Linked DNA regions of Homo sapiens: region 1 is linked to region 2. A link is a contact called in ENCODE Hi-C or POLR2A ChIA-PET data. All regions are on one chromosome and are shown on one strand. Each heading gives the region's core, a stretch centred on a gene start or an enhancer-like site at or near the end of the contact. The rest is flanking DNA. Distances are from core to core; before and after follow the strand shown. Region 1 has its middle 100 kb from the start of TAF1B. Region 2 overlaps YWHAQ (tyrosine 3-monooxygenase/tryptophan 5-monooxygenase activation protein theta).

Region 1 (5,678 bases), core at 1,904-4,403, 140 kb before region 2:
GCTGTCCTGGCTTTCTCACTGTTCACATGTTGCCAGCAAAGCTGCCAGCTCTCTCAGACCCCACGTGTGGCTGCAGACCCCTGGCCCCAGCTGGACATCTGGAACTTAGGACCAAGACATGTCAGTTCAGTCTTAACTAATAACTTGAATGGAGAAGCTGCATTTTTTTTTTTTTTTTTTTGAGACAGAGTTTCGCTCTTGTCACCCAGGCTGGAGTGCAGTGGTGAGATCTCGGCTCACTGCAACCTCCACTTCCTGGGTTCAAGTGATTCCCCTGCCTCAGCCTCCCGAGTAGCTGGGACTACAGGCGCCTGCCACCATGCCCGGCTAATTTTTTGTATTTTTAGTAGAGACAGCGTTTCACCATGTTGGCCAGGCTGCTCTTGAACTCCTGAAGTCAGGTGATCCACCTGCCTCAGCCTCCCAAAGCGTTGGGATTACGAGAAGCTAAATTTTGGGAGCAGTGGTGACTACATGTCATGCCACATGGACAGAGAAGGAGGAAAATCTCATCTCCAGGAAAAGAAAAATGCAGATTCACAAAGAGAAGCCAGGATGAGACTCAGGTGGAGCCGAACCATGAGTTCCCATTGCTCCTGAAAGCCAGCTCAGTTCTTACCCTCAGATTCTGGGAGACACCCCCAAATCCTTACAAGAATTCCCCTTTGCAGTTTGAAGATGGATTTCTGGAACCTGTAACTAAAATAGTCCCAACAACTGACCCCACCCATAAACCAAGCACAGGTGCAGGCCAGAGGCACAGCTGAGTGCCTCCTCCAAGTGGCATCTCCAGTGACCTTACACTGGTTCCTGAGATGGCCCCAAGTGAAGTACAGCAAAGGAAACCTCAGGACAAGACATGTCCCGATCCATCACTGGAGCCTGAGGTCCTCTTTCTGGTTAAACACGTGAGGCAGGTGCTACTCTTCTCCTTCCTGTATGGATGAGAAGGGCTCAAAGGGTTAAGTAACATGATTGAGGTAACACCAAGGTGAGTACATTTGCCTTAGTCCATTTGCATTGCCATAAAGGATATACCTGAGCCTGGGTAACTTATAAAGAAAAGAGGTTTCTTTGGCTCATGGTTCTGCAGACTGTACAACAAGCATGGTGCCAGCATCTGCCTCTGGTGAGGGCTTCAGGCTGCTTCCACTCATGGCAGAAGGCAAAGGGAAGCCGGTATGTGTAAGAATCACATGGGGAGAGGGAAAGCCAGAGAGAGGAGGAGGAGGTTCCAGGCTCTTTAAACAACCAGCCTTTGAGGGAACTAATAGACCAAGAACCTACTCATTATAACAAGGACAAGGACAGTACCAAGACCTTCATGAGGGATTTGTCCCCATGACCCAAACACCTCCCATAGGCCCCCACCTCCAGTATCGGGGATCAAATTTCAACATGAGGTTTCGGGAGACAAATATCCAAACCACAGTAGCATTACAGCCAGAATTCCAAGTGTGGCTGACTCCAGCCGGTGTATCTGTTGTTGTTCACACGTTACACCCATGAGTCGTCATCCATGCCACCTACTACCAGTGGACAATGACCTCGTGGTGCATGTACCCTCAGTGATCCATCTGGCCACTGCAGAGACAGGTGAGCTTGAAAAGGGGCCACCATGGCCACAAATCAGAAAATGCAGGATCACAAATGGAATTGTGGGATACAATTCTTTGGCATAGAAAGGGCCAGGCAAAATTATGACACAGTGCATTAATAATTAATTAGTGCTTAATCAGGAGCTCTACATAGCAGTTCATTACCCAAGGACACTCCCCATTATAACTGTAGCAAATGGGTCTGGGCAGGCAGCCCTGCCAGCCTCTTTTGAGGCTCACCAGTGACTTTGAGGCTCCCCTTCCAGGGCTGAGGTCACTAACCTCCCCTAGACCTGGCGACCAGTAGCTGGTGTAAGAGGTCCCCAAGAACAGGGGTGATCTGACTCACCCTGGAGAAATTTAAGACACGCTGGGAAGGCAGAGCCCTTGCTTAAAAATAACTCCTCAGATTTCTGCAGTGGCGGTACCATAGCCAATGAGGTTTGCCTGAGACATGATTATTGCTAATTGAAAACTTTTCCCTATAGCTTGTCATGACAACTTGAAATATAATTGGCATCGAGAATTTTTGAGACTCTCTACAGAGGCTGAACAACCAAAAAAACATAAAAATTTAACTCCTCCTCAGCTTCACTTTGGCACAATGCCAGAAGGACCTCTATTAAGTTGTGCACATTTGTGCAGCCCCCCACCCCCCAACTTCAAATACAAATGCCCATCAGGGAGCTAAAACCTTCTGCATTCGTTGGTTGGAGGAGTCCCCACTAGGGTATGAGTGTTGAGGGTGTAGGGGCAGGAACCACATGTGAGTCGTTGTTGTATTTGCCACACTATGTGACAGGTGGGTGGATGGATAGATGGGTGGATGGGTGGGTGGGTGGGTGGGTGGGTGGGTGGATGGGTGAATAGATGGGTGGATGGGTGGGTGGATGGGTGGATGGATGGGTGGATGGATGGGTGGATGGGTGGGTGAATGGATGGGTGGGTGGGTGGGTAGATGGATGGATGGATGGGTGGGTGGATGGATGGGTGGGTGGGTGGGTGGATGGATGAGTGGATGGATGGTAGGATGGATGGATGGGTGGGTGGATGGATGGGTGGGTGGATGGGTAGATGGATGGATGGATGGATGGATGGGTGGGTGGGTGGGTGGATGGATGAGTGGATGAATGGATGGATGGGTGGGTGGGTTGATGGAGAGACAGGAGTGAAAAATACACAACAGAGGGAGAGGAAAATCACAGTCTATCCTTGCTTGTTTCCAGCAAAGAAGAACGTAGCTCCTGACTGGCTGCCACATATGTGTCTGAGCAGCGAGTTCCAGGGACCTTCTCAGTGATGCCGATGGCCTCTCCAGGCAAATAGCGCAGGCCTGGCCGGTATCCAGAAGGAACTCCAGGCTGCCTCTCCTTCCCGGACGCACACCCTCCCCTGGGGAAAGACCCCAGACAGAGCCCGCGGGGCCTACAAATAGCAGAGTCCCTGGCTCTGAGCACAGGCAACGGAGAGGGGACGGGAAACGGGACTCGGGCGCCAAGTCACTCCCCTGCCTCGCCCTGGCGGAAGGGCAGGCGTCACACCTCTAGGAGGAAGGCAGATGTGAGAGGGCTGAGCCCTTCCGGGGGCTCAGAGGATCAAAGGCACTGACATCCTAAGAGAATTGGAAACCAGAAACAGGGCCGGGCGCGGTAGCGCACGCCTGTAATCCCAGCACTTTGGGAGGCCGAGGCGGGCGGATCACGACAGAGCGAGACTCCGTATCAAAAAAAAAAAAAAGAAAAAACAAAATAGAAACCGGAAACAGGATGAGCTGGGTCTGCAGAAGCGGCGTGTGGGACCCATTCCCCGCAAGGGCTTTGTGGATAGGAACCCAGCACAGACTTCCCTCTTATCAACAGGACCGAGGCATGAGAACACGAGGGTCAGCCTGGGCTCCCTGACCGCAGTCTCCTCAGAAGGGAGTCTGGACAGCGAGTCTTGCCTCTGCTGCTCCTCTGGGGCCTCCTGATGCCTGGCAGGGAGAGGAGCCACCGTGTGAGGGTTTCTGAAATTAAACTGTTCTCAGAGTCGCAGCTGTCAGGAAGGGACAGCAAGAGCCAGCTGACAGGAGCCTGAATCTTTCCAACGCAATCCATCTAGGATGGGAAAAGAAAGACCAATTTCCAGCCTTGCCAGACTCCTAGGGATGGGCTGAGCATGCAGACTCTGTCACTCACCAGCCGCTGACCTTGGCCAAGCACCTCATTGTCTCTGAGTCTTGGTTTCCTTATTCATAAAACGATAAAAGTCCTGATCTCACAAGGCTGATGTGGGAGCCAGAAATAGCGATGCTGTGTGACAGGCCCGCAACCCTTCCAGTTCCTCTCCCTCACCAGCAAGCCAGAGGCCTGTTTTATTCAGGGTTTCTGGCAGCCACATGCTTCAGGAGAAGCAGGACTCCCTGGGAGCCTAGCACAGTGTCTTGATTGGTCTAAGCCAGTCACGGTGACCCAGTGATTAGTTTATGAACGGGCGTGTAACTTCATTCTGACTAACAAGACACGAGAGGAAGTGTCTGGATGAATTTGGGGAAAGTTTCCCTTACTCTTAAAAAAAGAGCTATAAAGAAGGGGCTTTCTCTCTTTCTGACCTTTGGGTGTGGTTGGGTGAGAACATGATACTTAGAACTGCTGCAGCCATATTGTGACATAAAGGGATAATACCCAACATAAAAGCCAAGAGGCTAACGATGGCAGAGTGTCGAGATGAAAAGAAGCCAAGTCCTTGGTGACAGCCTTGAGCGGTTGAATTAATTTCCCTTGGGATGTCCCCAACTTGAGACATCTCATTAAGTGAGAGAATGCTGTCCCAAGGTCAGAGACACGGGACAGTGGGGGTCAGGGGCAAAGGCTCTAGAGCTTGACTGCCCAATCCACCACCACTACTACTGAGGACTTTTGGCTTGTTTATTTTCTCTCTCTTCTCAGTTTCCTCATCTGTGAAATGGGGATGGTGATAATAACCGTATCTGGTTTATGAGATCATTGTGAGGATTTAAGGGGTTAATGTGTAGAAAGTATTCAAATCGCGTCTGGCACATGGTAAGTGTCATGTAAGTGTCAGCTATGACTATTGCAAGCCATTTTGACTTTTTCTGTTATTTATATCTCAAAGTATCCTCTTAAAGTCCTCATGGAATAGGTGCTTGGTCAGTAGTAGCTGTGTGTTCACAAGTTTCTGGGCTGAACAACTGTGTGCGCCACTGTATGTGCACAGAGATAGTACTAATGCAAATGTCCCAAGGAGCTTCTCGAGTGGACATCACTGGACTCCTGCACCCCATCCCCAAGGGGAGCTTCTGCAGGAGGGGAATAAGCAGAAAGCAGGAGAAGGCATTCCAAAGTGCCTGGTGGGGACTGGGGGAGTGGAAGTGGGGGGCACTAGGAGGAGTGGGGAGTACCAGAGGAAGTGGGGGGCACTAGGGGGAGTGGGAGGTACTAGGGGGAGTCAGGGGTACTAGAGGGAATGGGGGTACTAGGAGGAGTGGGGGGCACTGGGGGAGTGGGAGGTACTGGGGGAGTAGGGGGCACTAGAAGGAGTGGGGGTTACTAGGACGAGTGGGGGTACTAGAGGGAGTAGGGGGTACTAGGGGGAGTGGGGGATAGTGGGGGAGCCAGGGGTACTAGAGGAAGTGAGGGGTTACTGGGGGAGTGAGGAGTACTAGAGGGAGTAGGGCACTAGGGGGAGTAGGGGGTACTAGAGGAAGTGGGGGGTACTAGGGTGAGTAGGGCACTAGGGGGAGTTGTGGGACATTTGGACAGAGGCCAAATGCACAAAACCTATTCCAGAAAGAGCCAATACACTGGCTCAGCTGAAGAAGAGCCTGGGGATGGAAGAGCAAGGAGAGACAGTCCCGGAAGTGCAGGCAAGGCTGAGAACGGGCCGGCCTCGAATGATGAAGCGTTAGGATTCCGTCTTACAGGGCAGCAACACCAAAGGTTTCTGAGCAGGGCAGCCTCGGCAGTGTGGCTCAGGGGAAGAGCTGCTCACCATCTGCATTCATCTGCTCAGGCTGCCATAATACAACACCACAGGCTGGGAGCTTAGGCAACAGAAATCTATTTCCAAACCAGTCCTATT
Region 2 (5,264 bases), core at 2,675-5,174:
TGGAGCAGTCAGAACAGACACAGCATATATCGATTAAGTTTACCATCTTGTGTGGGCATGCATTCTGGTACCCCAAAACAATTACAGTAGTAACGTTAATGACCACCGATCACAGATTGCCATAGCAGATAAAATAATCATAAAAAGTTTGAAATATTGGGAGAATTACCAAAATGTGCCACAGAGACATGAAGTTGAGCACACGCTGGTGGAAATTGGCTCTGATAGACATGCTTGATTCAGTGTTGCTACAAACCTTCAATTGGTTAAAACAACAAAAACACACCACAGTATCTGCAAAAGAGCAGTAGAGCAAAAGACAATAAAATGAGATCTGTCTGCTAGGACAGTGGGCTTAAACTGGAATGGTCCTGGGCAGCCAGGTCACATGGTCACTTTACTACTCCAGTATACCTCATTGTTAAAATGTGGTTGTAGAGGTTTGGAATTTGGTATAGGATTAAATGAAAAGTTTTAACCTTGTGGATACAAGGATGTAAGGATCTGATTAGGCTTTGCAACTTGAGTTTGACTGATGTCTTCTGTGTGGTGTCCGCTAAATCCCACAGCATATAGGATCAGTCGCATTGGTTATAAGGTTTGCTTCTGGCTGGGTGCGGTGGCTCATGCCTGTAATCCCAACATTGGGAGGCCAAGGCAGGCGGACCACCTGAAGTCGGGAGTTTGAGACCAGCCTGACCAACATGGAGAAACCTTGTCTCTACTAAAAAAAAAAAAAAAAAAAAAAAAAAAATAGCCCGGCATGGTGGTGCATGCCTGTAGTCCCAGTTACTCGGGAGGCTGAGGCAGGAGAATTGCTTGAACCTGGGAGGCAGAGGTTGCGGTGAGCCGAGATCATGCCATTGCACTCCAGCCTGGGCGAGATCGCACCATTGCACTCCAGCCTGGGCAACAAGAGTGAAACTCTGTCTCAATAAAAAAAAAAAAAAGGTTTGCTTCTATCTCTGAAAATTTTTACTTCATTCCATACTTCATTTTTTTGAAAATGAACTTAACATGGGCACCAGAATGGGGTTGATTCATCATTCTTGGATTCTAAGTCTTAACAATTTTTTTTTCTTTTTCTTTTTTTTTTTTTTTTTTTGAGACGGAGTTTCGCTCTTTTGCCCAGGCAGGTGATCTTGTCTCACTGCAACCCTCTGCCTTTCAGTTTCAAGCGATTCTCCTGCCTCAGCCTCCCGAGTAGCTGGGATTACAGGTGCCTGCCACCACGCCTGGCTAATTTTTGTATTTTTAGTAGCGACGGGGTTTCACCGTGTTGGCCAGGGTGGTCTCGAACTCCTGACCTCGTGATCCGCCCACCCCGGCCTCCCAAAGTGCTGGCATTATAGGCGTGAGCCACTGTGTCTGCCCCAACAATTCTTAGAGTAACATTTAAAAATAACACAAGGACACTTGACTGTTTAATGCATTCATTTTATTAATGATCGAAAATATTTCCATAGATGAATTGATGTTATATGATCAACTTGGATTAAGTCTTAGGTGATTCACTGCCTCCTTGGTTAAGGCAACAAATCCTTTATGAGATTTAATTCTAACAGGTATAGTCATAAAATGGTAGTTTCTGAGACCAGAGACCTTTAGATCATAATAGTCTCATCACATAGTTACAGAGACAGACACTTGAGAAGGTGTGATTTCCTACAAGATTATAGAGCTAACGATAGTATAAAAGTTCCACAAATTACAATCTAATTTCTAAAACTCATATATTCTGACACATAACACAGAGTTACTCTGTCCCTTTTTTGTTTTACTGATTAAATCTCTAAGCTGGGCACCGTGGCTCAGGCCTGTAATCCTAGCACTTTGGGAGACTGAAGAGGGCGGATCCCTTGAGGTCAGGAGTTCGAGACCAGCCATGGTGAAACCCTATCCCAGTTACTTGGGGAGGCTGAGGCCAAAGAATCGCTTGAACCGGGAGGCGAAGGATGCAGGTGAGCTGAGATTGAGCCACTGCGCTTCAGTCTGGGTTGGCAGAGTGAGACTCGGTCTCAAGGGGGAAAAAAAAAATCTCTAGCTTAGATTTGGCTTTATCTTTCTTAGAAATGCTCCATTTTAGGGTCTATTAATATGCTGGTTAACTGATAATATAGAAATAATGACTGATATGTGTATCCTAAAGTTAGAGATTCAGCATGTTAATAGTGTGTTTGCTAATGAACCTCAGTAAACTATTAGGAAAATGAAACTTCTTAGAACATTTTTTTGCTTCCTGTTATTTTGCGTGTATTTTAAGGCTTTTCATAACAGTTACCTACTCTTTCTTCAATAGAGTAGCTTATTTACTCTGTAAAATGGAAATCGCTTATAAATGAATTTAGAATTAAAAGATTAATTTGTTGAGTGTTACAGAATTTTGCCACTGAAACCAAATAAATTATTTTGAAAAAGTGGTTGAAGTGACGGTAGGATTGTTTTATACAATAGTTAACTCTTGAAGATCGTATGGGGGTTTTGTTGTTCTTCTGGAAGCCTTTTTTTCCTAAGATATGGGGGTGGGGGAAAGGAGGAATAGTTACTGTTCTAAATTTGCATTAATATTATTTCTCAACAGTTTCATTTCTTATATTATTCTTTATAGCTTTTGTGTTATAGTCTATTGTTCCCATCCTATTTTTCTAAGATTAAACTTATTCTGAGTTCCTTTAGCATTTCCTAAAGCAACCTCTATAATAACTTACATTCTTTCCTTTCACTTTCCTTGTTTCTTTGGTCTAGAGTGTTCCAAATTACTAGTTCATCTTTTATTGTGGGTAGTACATTGACCTCTTAGTTTTCAAATTCTCAAAAAGGAACACACTACCATCCACATTTTACCCTCAGTCAAGTAACACTGTCAGCACCAGAGGGACCTTCAGTCTTAGCCCACCAAAACTCCCAAGATAATAAAATTTGCTAACGAGTTTACAAGGGGGAGCTCCTGCTTAATTGATAAGAATAACGTACAGAAGAAATCAGTGGGGGAACATCTAACTATACTCCCGTCTGGTGACTTTTTTTTTTTTTTTTTTTTTGAGATGGAATTTTGCTCTTGTTGCCCAGGCTGGAGTGCAATATCTCAGCTCACTGGAACTTCTGCCTCCTGGGTTCAAGCAGTTCTCCTGTGTCAGCCTCCCAAATAGCTGGGATTACAGGCATGTGTCACCATACCCGGCTAATTTTGTATTTTTAGTAGAAATGGGGTTTCACCGTGGTGGTCAGGCTGGTCTTGAACTCCTGACCTCAAGTGATCCACCCATCTCGGCCTCCCAAAGTGCTGGGATAACAGGCATGAGTCACGGCACCTGGCCCTCGCTCCTGACTTCTGGGAAAGACTTTCAGGGAGTTATGTGTCAGTTTGGGGTTTTTGGTCTCTGATCCGTGTTTTTTACAATAATTTTAAAATATTATACATTTATAGGCTATATTCTATCTGGCATTAATAATATTTGGTATTGATAATACAGATACAGACTTGATTATTTGGGAAAGACATGAAGCAGACTCCATTATGTCTTTTAGTTGAGCTAAAGTATACATCTTTACTACTGATAGTATATGGAAAGACGGAACTATTCTGTACCTGTTGTTTCCTTCACAGAGAGCTAGTGGCATCTGACAAAGAACCATGATACCTGGCTGAAACTCCAGGATGGAAGTAATGCCCAAGTCACTTTGTAAAAGCCCAACACTGTAAATCATACGTAATGGTTATATGCAAACTAGTAGTCAAAGTTAATAATTTTAGAAAGAAGAGGTTAGCTCATAAGTGGCTGTGTTGTAATGAATGCAGTAGCTGTTTGGCAGCTTTCTGAATCCTTGGAAGGCCCTTTGTCCACAGTCCTTGAGAACACCCACACATCTAGCATGAGTGACTCAGGAGAGACTAGTGCTAGAATGGAAATTTCTCTCTTCCCTACTCCTCACCCTAAGCCATTGTTCTAGTCAGACTTTTCTCAGCCCCTGCTCTTACAAATCTACCACAGTTAACAGAGCACTAGGTCTTAAAGGTACTGAGTAGCTTTTTTTGTGACCATAAATAATATCTTCACCAGAGCTGGCATCTTTTTGGAGATCCTGTGGAATTTCATTGTAACTGACTGACTCACTTGGAGGAACAAGAAAAGTGAGAGGCATCTTACTTTACATTAGAGTTCCTTGGTGTGGGTACAGGCAGAGGTGGTATTTCTCTCGGTATAAATACTATGTTTGCCTTCTTTGATACTACTTCTCAGAATCCACTCATTTAAAGATACCAATGACTGAGTCAGTTTGAGATCTAGAACTTTTTTTGTGACTATCTCACTATTGCCTCCTACCCTCCTCCTTCCACCACAACCCTAAATTCAGTTCATAAAAATAGTTTTTAAATTGAAAGTCATCCATAATACATGAAAATGGTAATAGAGGAAAAAGTTAAAGTAATATAATTTTTTAAGATTCGAGTGTCTCAGTTTATTAAAAAACTATTAAAATTATATTGGTGATGTTGAGCACAATAAATTCTGAAAAACTGATTTGTCTGTTGTTTTTACAGTTAAGAGTGTAGTGATACTGGAGCAGCACTTGTCACAGTTGCCTTTAATTTGGGTGTGGCCCTAATGACCTCTTTTGCCACACTCCTGGCTCAGCAACTTTCCAACTTGAGCCACAATTTTGATACTCATGACTTCTATAATGCATAAACTTCTGAGACTTCGATACATAATTTTATACTAATTTTTTGTGCGTGCGTGTGTGTGTGTGTGTGTGTGTGTTTTAACTTCCTCTGGCCTCAGGCCCTTAAAAAAGTGTGTGTGTGTGTGTGTGTATATATATATATATATATTTTTTTTAATCTATTTAAAATATTTTTTCAATTAAAGGATTTTTAATGTTTTTCTGGTTTTTTTCTTTTAGAGACAGACAGGATCTCTTTTGCTCTGTCTCCCAGGCTGGAATGCAGTGGCACGATCATGGCTCACTGCAGCCTCCACCCCCGGGGTTTAAGCCTTCCTTCTGCCTCAGCCTTCCAAGTAGCTGGGATTACAGGTGTATGCCACCACACCTAATTTTTTTAAAATTCTTTGTAGAGACAGGGTCCCATTATGTTGCCCAGGCTGGTCTCAAACTCCTGGGCTCTCAGGCAATCCTCTTGCCTCTGCCTCTACTTCCCAGAGTGCTTGGATGGTAGGTGTGAGCTGTTGTACGCAGCCTCTGTTTATTTTCTTTAAAAATAACTTATGGGCCAGGCGCAGTGGCTCACGCCTGTAATCCCA

What was found. Hi-C counts contacts between places; a loop is a spot of excess contacts on that map. ChIA-PET counts read pairs that join two places held with the same protein, here RNA polymerase II (POLR2A). Pooled maps may share reads with other maps.
Region 1: a pooled map shows a loop between it and region 2 (7-fold over the local background). The contact joins two enhancer-like sites. A Hi-C loop is called at or near these places in 1 of 168 maps with a recorded cell type or tissue (CD4-positive, alpha-beta T cell) and 11 of 50 pooled maps. POLR2A ChIA-PET finds 5 or more read pairs at or near these places in 5 of 52 experiments (H1, K562, OCI-LY7 and 2 more).

What each region holds. Positions count from the first base shown.
Region 1 is chr2:9,737,111-9,742,788 of GRCh38, reverse strand. It overlaps the pseudogene RNU4-73P. Among named protein-coding and RNA genes, the nearest start is that of TAF1B, 100 kb to the left of the region's middle. RefSeq lists an enhancer at 4,204-4,303. Within about 2 kb of position 3,153, at least 22 of the 41 ENCODE cell types and tissues checked have a DNase peak (open chromatin) inside an H3K27ac peak, as active enhancers do.
Region 2 is chr2:9,593,476-9,598,739 of GRCh38, reverse strand. All of the region lies in intron 2 of YWHAQ (tyrosine 3-monooxygenase/tryptophan 5-monooxygenase activation protein theta), which reads left to right. Among named protein-coding and RNA genes, the nearest start is that of YWHAQ, 35 kb to the left of the region's middle. Within about 2 kb of position 3,924, at least 10 of the 41 ENCODE cell types and tissues checked have a DNase peak (open chromatin) inside an H3K27ac peak, as active enhancers do.